Linked DNA regions of Homo sapiens: region 2 is linked to region 1. A link is a contact called in ENCODE Hi-C or POLR2A ChIA-PET data. All regions are on one chromosome and are shown on one strand. The core of a region is the stretch at or near the end of the contact, and the rest is flanking DNA. Distances in the headings are between cores, read along the strand shown.

Region 1 (3,284 bases), core at 59-2,558:
CCAGCCTGGGCAACAGAGTAAGATTCCATCTCAAAAAAAAAAAAAAAAGCTAGGCTTGGTGGCTCATGCCTGTAATTCTAGCACTTTGAGAGGCCGAGGCAGGCAGATCACAAGGTCAGGAGTTCAAGACCAGCCTGGCCAACATGGTGAAACCCCTTGTCTACTAAAAATACAAAAATTAGCCGAGTGTGGTGGTATGCGCCTGTAGTCCCAGCTACTTGGGAGGCTGAGGCAGGAGAATCGCTTGAACCCAGGAGGCAGAGGTTGCGGTGAGGCGAGTTCACGCCATTGCACTCCAACCTGGGCGACAGAGCAAGACCCTGTCTCCAAAAAAAGGCTAAGTGCAAGTGGCTCACGCCTGTAATCCCAGCACTTTGGGATTTCAAGGCGGGCGGATTACGAGGTCAGGAGATTGAGACCATCCTGGCTAACATGGTGAAACCCCGTCTCTACTAAAAATACAAAAAATTATCCGGGCGTGGTGGCAGGCGCCTGTAGTCCCAGCTACTTGGGAGGCTGAGGCAGGAGAATGGCGTGAACCCGGGAGGCGGAGCTTGCAGTGAGCCAAGATCGTGCCAGTGCACTCCAGCCTGGGTGACAGAGCGAGACTCCATCTCAAAAAAAAAAAAAGAGACATCTCCATCTCGGCCAGGCACAGTGGTTCACACCTGTAATCCCAGCACTTTGGGAGGCCGAGGCAGGCGGATCACCTGAGGTCAGGAGTTCAAGACCAGCCTGGACAACATGGTGAAATCTCGTTTCTACTAAAATACAAAAATTAGCTCGGTGTGGTGATGCATGCCTGTGATCCCAGCTACTCAGGAGGCTGAGGCACAAGAATTTCTTGAACCCGGGAGGCGGAGGCTGCAGTGAGCCAAGATTGTGCCATTGCACTCCAGCCTGGGCAACAGAGCAAGACTCCATCTCAAAAAAAAACAAAACAGAACAAACAAAAAATCACCTTCCATGGTTGCCATTGGGATTAAGGGGGGTGAATTGTAGGAAGCCTCAAATATTGCTTACCACCCCATGTTCTAGTGATCAACTATTTAGTTCTTTACACAGTCATGCACACAGAGAGGCAGTCCCAAATCAAAGCAGCCATTTGGGCCAGGGGTCAGCAAACGCTGGCCCCCTGGTTGCCTGTTCTTACGAATAAAGTTTTATTGGCAAACAGCCACGACCACGTCTTTGTATATGTCCTGTGGCAGCTCTCACCCTGTCTTGGCAGGGCTGAGTAATTACAGCAGAGACCACGTGGCCAAAAGCCAAAAATATTTACTATCTGGCCAGAGGCTGTGGAGATGAGGGAGTGACTGCTATAAATAGTGAAAATACTAAAAATCACTGAACTGTTTAGAAAGAGGAAAAGGCAGGCACCACAATAGAATATGACTCAGCCATGAAAACGCACGAGGCTCTGACGCAGGCCACCTTGAGGACGTCATGCTCAGTAAGAGAAGCCAGACAAAAAGGCCACACAGCATGTGATCTCATTTCTATGAAATGTCCAGGACAGGGCCAGCCACAGAGGCAGGAAGGGGATGTATGGGTGCTGGGGCTGGGGGAGGAGGTGAGGAGTGACGGCTGATGGAGACGGAATTTCTTTATGTGCTGGAATTAGGCCGGGCACAGTGGCTCATGCCTGCAATCCCAGCACTTTGGGAGGCTGAGGTGGGTGGATTGCTTGAGTCCAGGAGTTTGAGACCAGCTTGGGCAACATGATGAAACCCCATCTCTACTAAAAATACAAAAAATTAACCAGGCGTGGTGGCACACGCCGGCAGTCCGTGCTACTCAGGCCGAGGCAGGAGGATCACCTGAGGTCAGGAGGTCAAGGCTGTAGTGAGCCATGATCATGCCCCTGCACTCCAGCCTGGGTGACAAAGCGAGATTCTATCTCTTAAAAAAAAAAAAAAAAGATCACTATTCAGCCATTTGCAGAAAGAGCTTGCCAACCCTAGATTTATAGTGTAGACTGTGGGGCCAGATGGGCTGGGTTCAAATTCCCGGTCTGCCATCTGATGCCGTGTGGCCCCAGGCAGGTGACACATCCCCTGAAGGCCACCCTGTCATCCTCTGTTTAAAAAAAAAAAAAAAAAGACGGGGCCAGGTGCAGTGGCTCACGCCTGCAATCCCAGCTCTTTGGGAGGCCAAAGTGGGCGGATCACCTGAGGTCAGGAGTTCAAGACCAGCCTGGCCAACATGGCGAAACCCCATCTCTACTAAAAATACAAAAGTTAGCCAGGCATGGCGGCGTGCACTTGTAATCCCAGCTACTCGGGAGGCTGAGGCAGAATTGCTTGAACCCAGGAGGTGGAGGTTGCAGTGAGCTGAGGTCATACCACTGCACTCCAGCCTGGGTGACTGTCTCAAAAAAAAAAAAAAAAAAAAAAGACCAGGCTCAGTGGGTTACACCTGTAATCCCCGCACTTTGGGAGGCCTAGGAGGGAGGATCGCTTGAGCCCAGGAGTTCGAGACCTGCCTGGGCAACATAGCAAGACCCCCACCTCTACAAAACTAAAAAATTAAATTAAAACACAAGGATAATATCACAGCCCCAGTGGGGTTGCCGTGGGAGTCGGGGAATTTGGGTGTCAATGTGGTCAGTGCTGCTGGGTTTTTTTGGTGGTTATTGTTACTAAACGCACTGAGATGCCGGCAGGAATGACACCCACAGACACACAGTCACACGGTCACAGAGCAGACCGGCTGGAGCCCCCAAGTAACCCCCGCTTCCCACTGTCTCCGCAGGGATCGCCCGGAGCCCACACCCGTCCTCCGCTCTGCATTTCCCTACGACGTCCATCCTACCCCAGACGGCCTCCACCTACTTCCCCCACACGGCCATCCGCTACCCACCTCATCTCAACCCCCAGGACCCGCTCAAAGATCTTGTCTCGCTGGCCTGCGACCCAGCCAGCCAGCAACCTGGACCGGTGAGTTGGGCGGGGCGCATTCGGGCCTCTCCTGGCGGCTCCAGGTGACCTCCCGGGGGCCACGTGCTCACACGAAGGCACAACCTCTGCTTAAAAGGGTCTTGAGGACTTGGCTCTGAAGTCCCCTCCTCTGTCGTGCTGGGAGGCAGCTGGATTGGGTCAGAATTGAGATGCTTTCGGATGTCAGGGTTTCGGGCGCATCATGTCGCACCCTGTGGGGTCTGGGTAGCACCCGTAGGTCCCAGCAACTGCGTGAGTCGTACTCATGTTAACACAAGGCAGGGAGGGACTGGGCATAGCGGCTCATGCCTGTGATCCCAGCGCTTTCGGAGGCCAAGGCGGGAG
Region 2 (3,187 bases), core at 688-3,187, 120 kb after region 1:
TCTCACTGAGTGTGATGTCTTCTAGGTACATCCATGCTGTGACTTGTGTCAGAGACTCGCTCCTTTTTTTTATGGCTGATAATATTCTTTTTTTTTTTTTTTGAGACGTAGTCTTGCTCTGTTGCCCAGGCTGGAGTGCAGTGGCACAATCTTGGCTCACTGCAACCTCTGCCTCCCAGTTCATGGGATCCTCCTGCCTCAGCCTCCCATGTAGCTGGGATTACAGGCGTGCACCACCACGCCTGGCTAGTTTTTGTATTTTTAATAGAACTGGAGTTTCACCATGTTGGCCAGGCTGGTCTCGAACTCCTGACCTCAAGTGATCCGCCTGCCTCCCAAAGTGCTGGGATTACAGGCGTGAGCCACTGCGCCCGGCCCATGGCGGATAATATTCTGTTGTAAGGATATATCCCGTCATCGATCCATGCATCATTAGCAGACGTTTGAGTTGTTTTCACTTTTTGGCTATTATGAATCACGCTGCTACCGACGCTTGTGTACACGCTTTTGTTTGAACACCTGTTTTCAGTTGTCTGGAGTATATTCCTAGGAGTGAACTGCTGAATTGCATGGTGATTCCACATTTATTTAACCCTTTGAGGAAATGCCAGTCTGTTTTCCAAAGCAGCTGCATCTGCCTCCTAGACATCTGAAGGATTCAATGAATGTGTATTGAGCATCCACCATGGGCAATGCTGTGAACCAAACAGGCAGGCCACAGGGAGAAGCCGACTTATGGAGGCAAAAAAAAAATCAGAGAAGGCCTGGCTGAGCAAGTGACATTTAAGCGGACTTGAGGAAGAGGAAGTGGGCCGGGCGTGGGGGCTCACGTCTGTAATCCCACCACTTTGGGAGGCCGAGGCGGGTGGATCACGAGGTCAGGAGTTCAAGACCAGCCTGGCCAAGATGGTGAAACCCTGTCTCTACTAAAAATACAAAAATTAGCCGGGCGTGGTGGCAGGCGCGTGTAATCCCAGCTACTCGGGAGGGTGAGGCAGAGAATTGCTTGAACCCGGGAGGCAGAGGTTGCAGTGAGCCGAGATCCAGCCACTGCACTCCACCCTGGACGACAGGGTGAGACTCCGTCTCAAAAACAAAAGAGGAGGTGAGCAGCCCCAACTTGGGCCAGAAGCCTAGACTGCTGCTGGGAGGTCCCTGATCCACCAGAGCGGAGCCTCCTGACCCATCCTCACGAAGTCCTTGCCATCTCCCTTCACCACCATCTTTCCCCAAACACTTCCAGCCCAGCTCCCAACCCCACCCCCTGCCTGACCCACACCCAGTTCTCAGCTTCCCAGCATCCCAGTCTCTCTGTCCTGGATATCGTGTGATGTCCCCGTTGCACAGGGGGGAAAGCCGAGACCCCAGAGGGAGAGCAGCCCCTATGGCCAGAAGCCCTCGGATCCGGACGTCGGGGGCTCTAAACTGAGTAAATACATAGGAAACTTCTCCGCTAGGTTTTGCAGGATGTTAAGAACAGGTCCCACCTTGCCTAGGGCTGGGGACTGCCTCGCAGGACCTTAACCCTAGCAACCCACCTCCGTCCCCATGGCAACCGGGGCGGGGCCCGACCCGGATCCGCCGGTCGCCCCATCCGGCAGCGGCTGGGAGTCTTGCCTTCAGAGAGGGAGGAGGAGTCCGCGCCTCTCCTACTGGCCCTTTAAGAGGCTCCGCCCGGCAAGTCCGCCACTCGCTCCCGATTGGTCCCGAGCGCGGCCGAGCGCAGCCGAACTTGACGCACCGCCCGCAGCCTTCCTTACCAACCTCCCACGCGACTCAGCAACCTCCCCAACCAATCGCCGGCCGGCGCGCCGATCGGTATCTGCATGGGCTCGCCCGGGGGGAAGGTCTCACCCAATGGGACCGTTCGCCGAGGCCTTCATTAGCATGCCGGGGGCGGGGAGGGGCGGGGCGGCCGACGGGGGCGGGCTGCGGGCGGTTGGTTGGAGCGTCGCGCAGTCGGGAGGTCCGGGAAAGTTTCTTTGGAGGTGAAAACAGCCGCGGAACTCCGGGCCCTGAGAGGGGGCGGGGGTGCAGGGGTCCCAGGGCCGGGCCGGGGTCTTTCCTGGCCCGGGGGAAACCGGCCCAGGCCTCCCGGGGGGGGCAATCGCCCAACAAAGGATTCTTGGGGCGCCCGCCCTCGAGGACTTCCCTGCCCCTGGATCCGGCCCCCCCAGCGCTCCGGGCCCGGCATCCCGGGGCTCTCCATCGCGGGGTACCCCAGTTCGCGGTCTGCCATCGGGCAGCCCGGGCGCTACTCACCTCCGCCCGCGTCCGTGTTCCAGGTCCGGCCCGGAGCGGCCATGTCCCACGGCCCCAAGCAGCCCGGCGCGGCCGCCGCGTGAGTGCACTGATCCCCTCCCCACGCCCTCGCTACTTTCCCGGCTGCAGCCCTAGCTCCTGAACCCCTGACCCAGTCCCTCCCGCCGGAGTCTTGACTCCCCCACCTGGGTCAGGGGGCTTCTCCCTCCACCCAATTCTGCACCCCCCACCTCGGCCTCCAGTCCCTCCCAGGAGCCCCGCTTGTCCCACCTTCCCCGGATACTGACCCCATCAGACCCTGCCTCCTCGGGCTCATGCACTCTCGCTGCAGCCCCGCCGTCGGGGGTCAAAACGCCCTGGGGTGGGCTTTTGGGGGAGGGGAGATTCTTGGGACGGGGCTGACCGCGGTATCCTTGGCTCCAGGCCGGCGGGCGGCAAGGCTCCGGGCCAGCATGGGGGCTTCGTGGTGACTGTCAAGCAAGAGCGCGGCGAGGGTCCACGCGCGGGCGAGAAGGGGTCCCACGAGGAGGAGGTGAGAGTCCCTGCGCTGAGCTGGGGGAGGCCCCGGGCTCCCGCCCCAGCCTCGAAGCCCCGCCCCAGGCTGGATTTGAATTGCTTGTGGCTCCGCCCACAGCCCATTTTCCTCTGGAAGCTGAGACCCCGCCCCGTGCCAGCTGCCACGCCCCTGACAGGTCCTCTGCCACTCTAAGTCCAGGCCCCGCCCACCGCACAATGCCAGCTCTGCCCACTCTAAGGTCCCGCCCACTTCCACTCCTTGGGGGCGGCACCCTCCCCTTGGTCCTGTGGGCCCGTTCTCCAGCAGAAAACCACGCCCACCAAGCAGAGGCCACGCCCACAACCGAAGTCAACGCCAACCCTGTACTCAAACCTCGGCCCATAGTTCCTCAGATCCCCTCACCCCTGG

The links. Hi-C counts contacts between places; a loop is a spot of excess contacts on that map. ChIA-PET counts read pairs that join two places held with the same protein, here RNA polymerase II (POLR2A). Pooled maps may share reads with other maps.
Region 2: a pooled map shows a loop between it and region 1 (3-fold over the local background). The contact joins the promoter of HMG20B here to the enhancer-like site in region 1. A Hi-C loop is called at or near these places in 2 of 50 pooled maps. POLR2A ChIA-PET finds 5 or more read pairs at or near these places in 2 of 52 experiments (B cell and activated CD4-positive, alpha-beta T cell).

The regions. Positions count from the first base shown.
Region 1 is chr19:3,449,728-3,453,011 of GRCh38, forward strand. It overlaps NFIC (nuclear factor I C), which reads left to right. Exons shown (of 11, transcript NM_001245002.2): 8 at 2,755-2,939. Among named protein-coding and RNA genes, the nearest start is that of SMIM24, 29 kb to the right of the region's middle. Within about 2 kb of position 1,309, at least 22 of the 41 ENCODE cell types and tissues checked have a DNase peak (open chromatin) inside an H3K27ac peak, as active enhancers do.
Region 2 is chr19:3,571,007-3,574,193 of GRCh38, forward strand. HMG20B (high mobility group 20B) reads left to right here and starts at 1,938. Exons shown (of 10, transcript NM_006339.3): 1 at 1,938-1,988; 2 at 2,286-2,341; 3 at 2,686-2,794. The coding sequence starts at 2,304. LOC124904618 (a long non-coding RNA gene) reads right to left here and starts at 2,811. Exons shown (of 2, transcript XR_007067101.1): 1 at 1,539-2,811; 2 at 1-649. RefSeq lists enhancers at 584-1,152, 1,153-1,720, 1,615-1,704 and silencers at 1,885-2,024, 2,045-2,094, 2,115-2,204.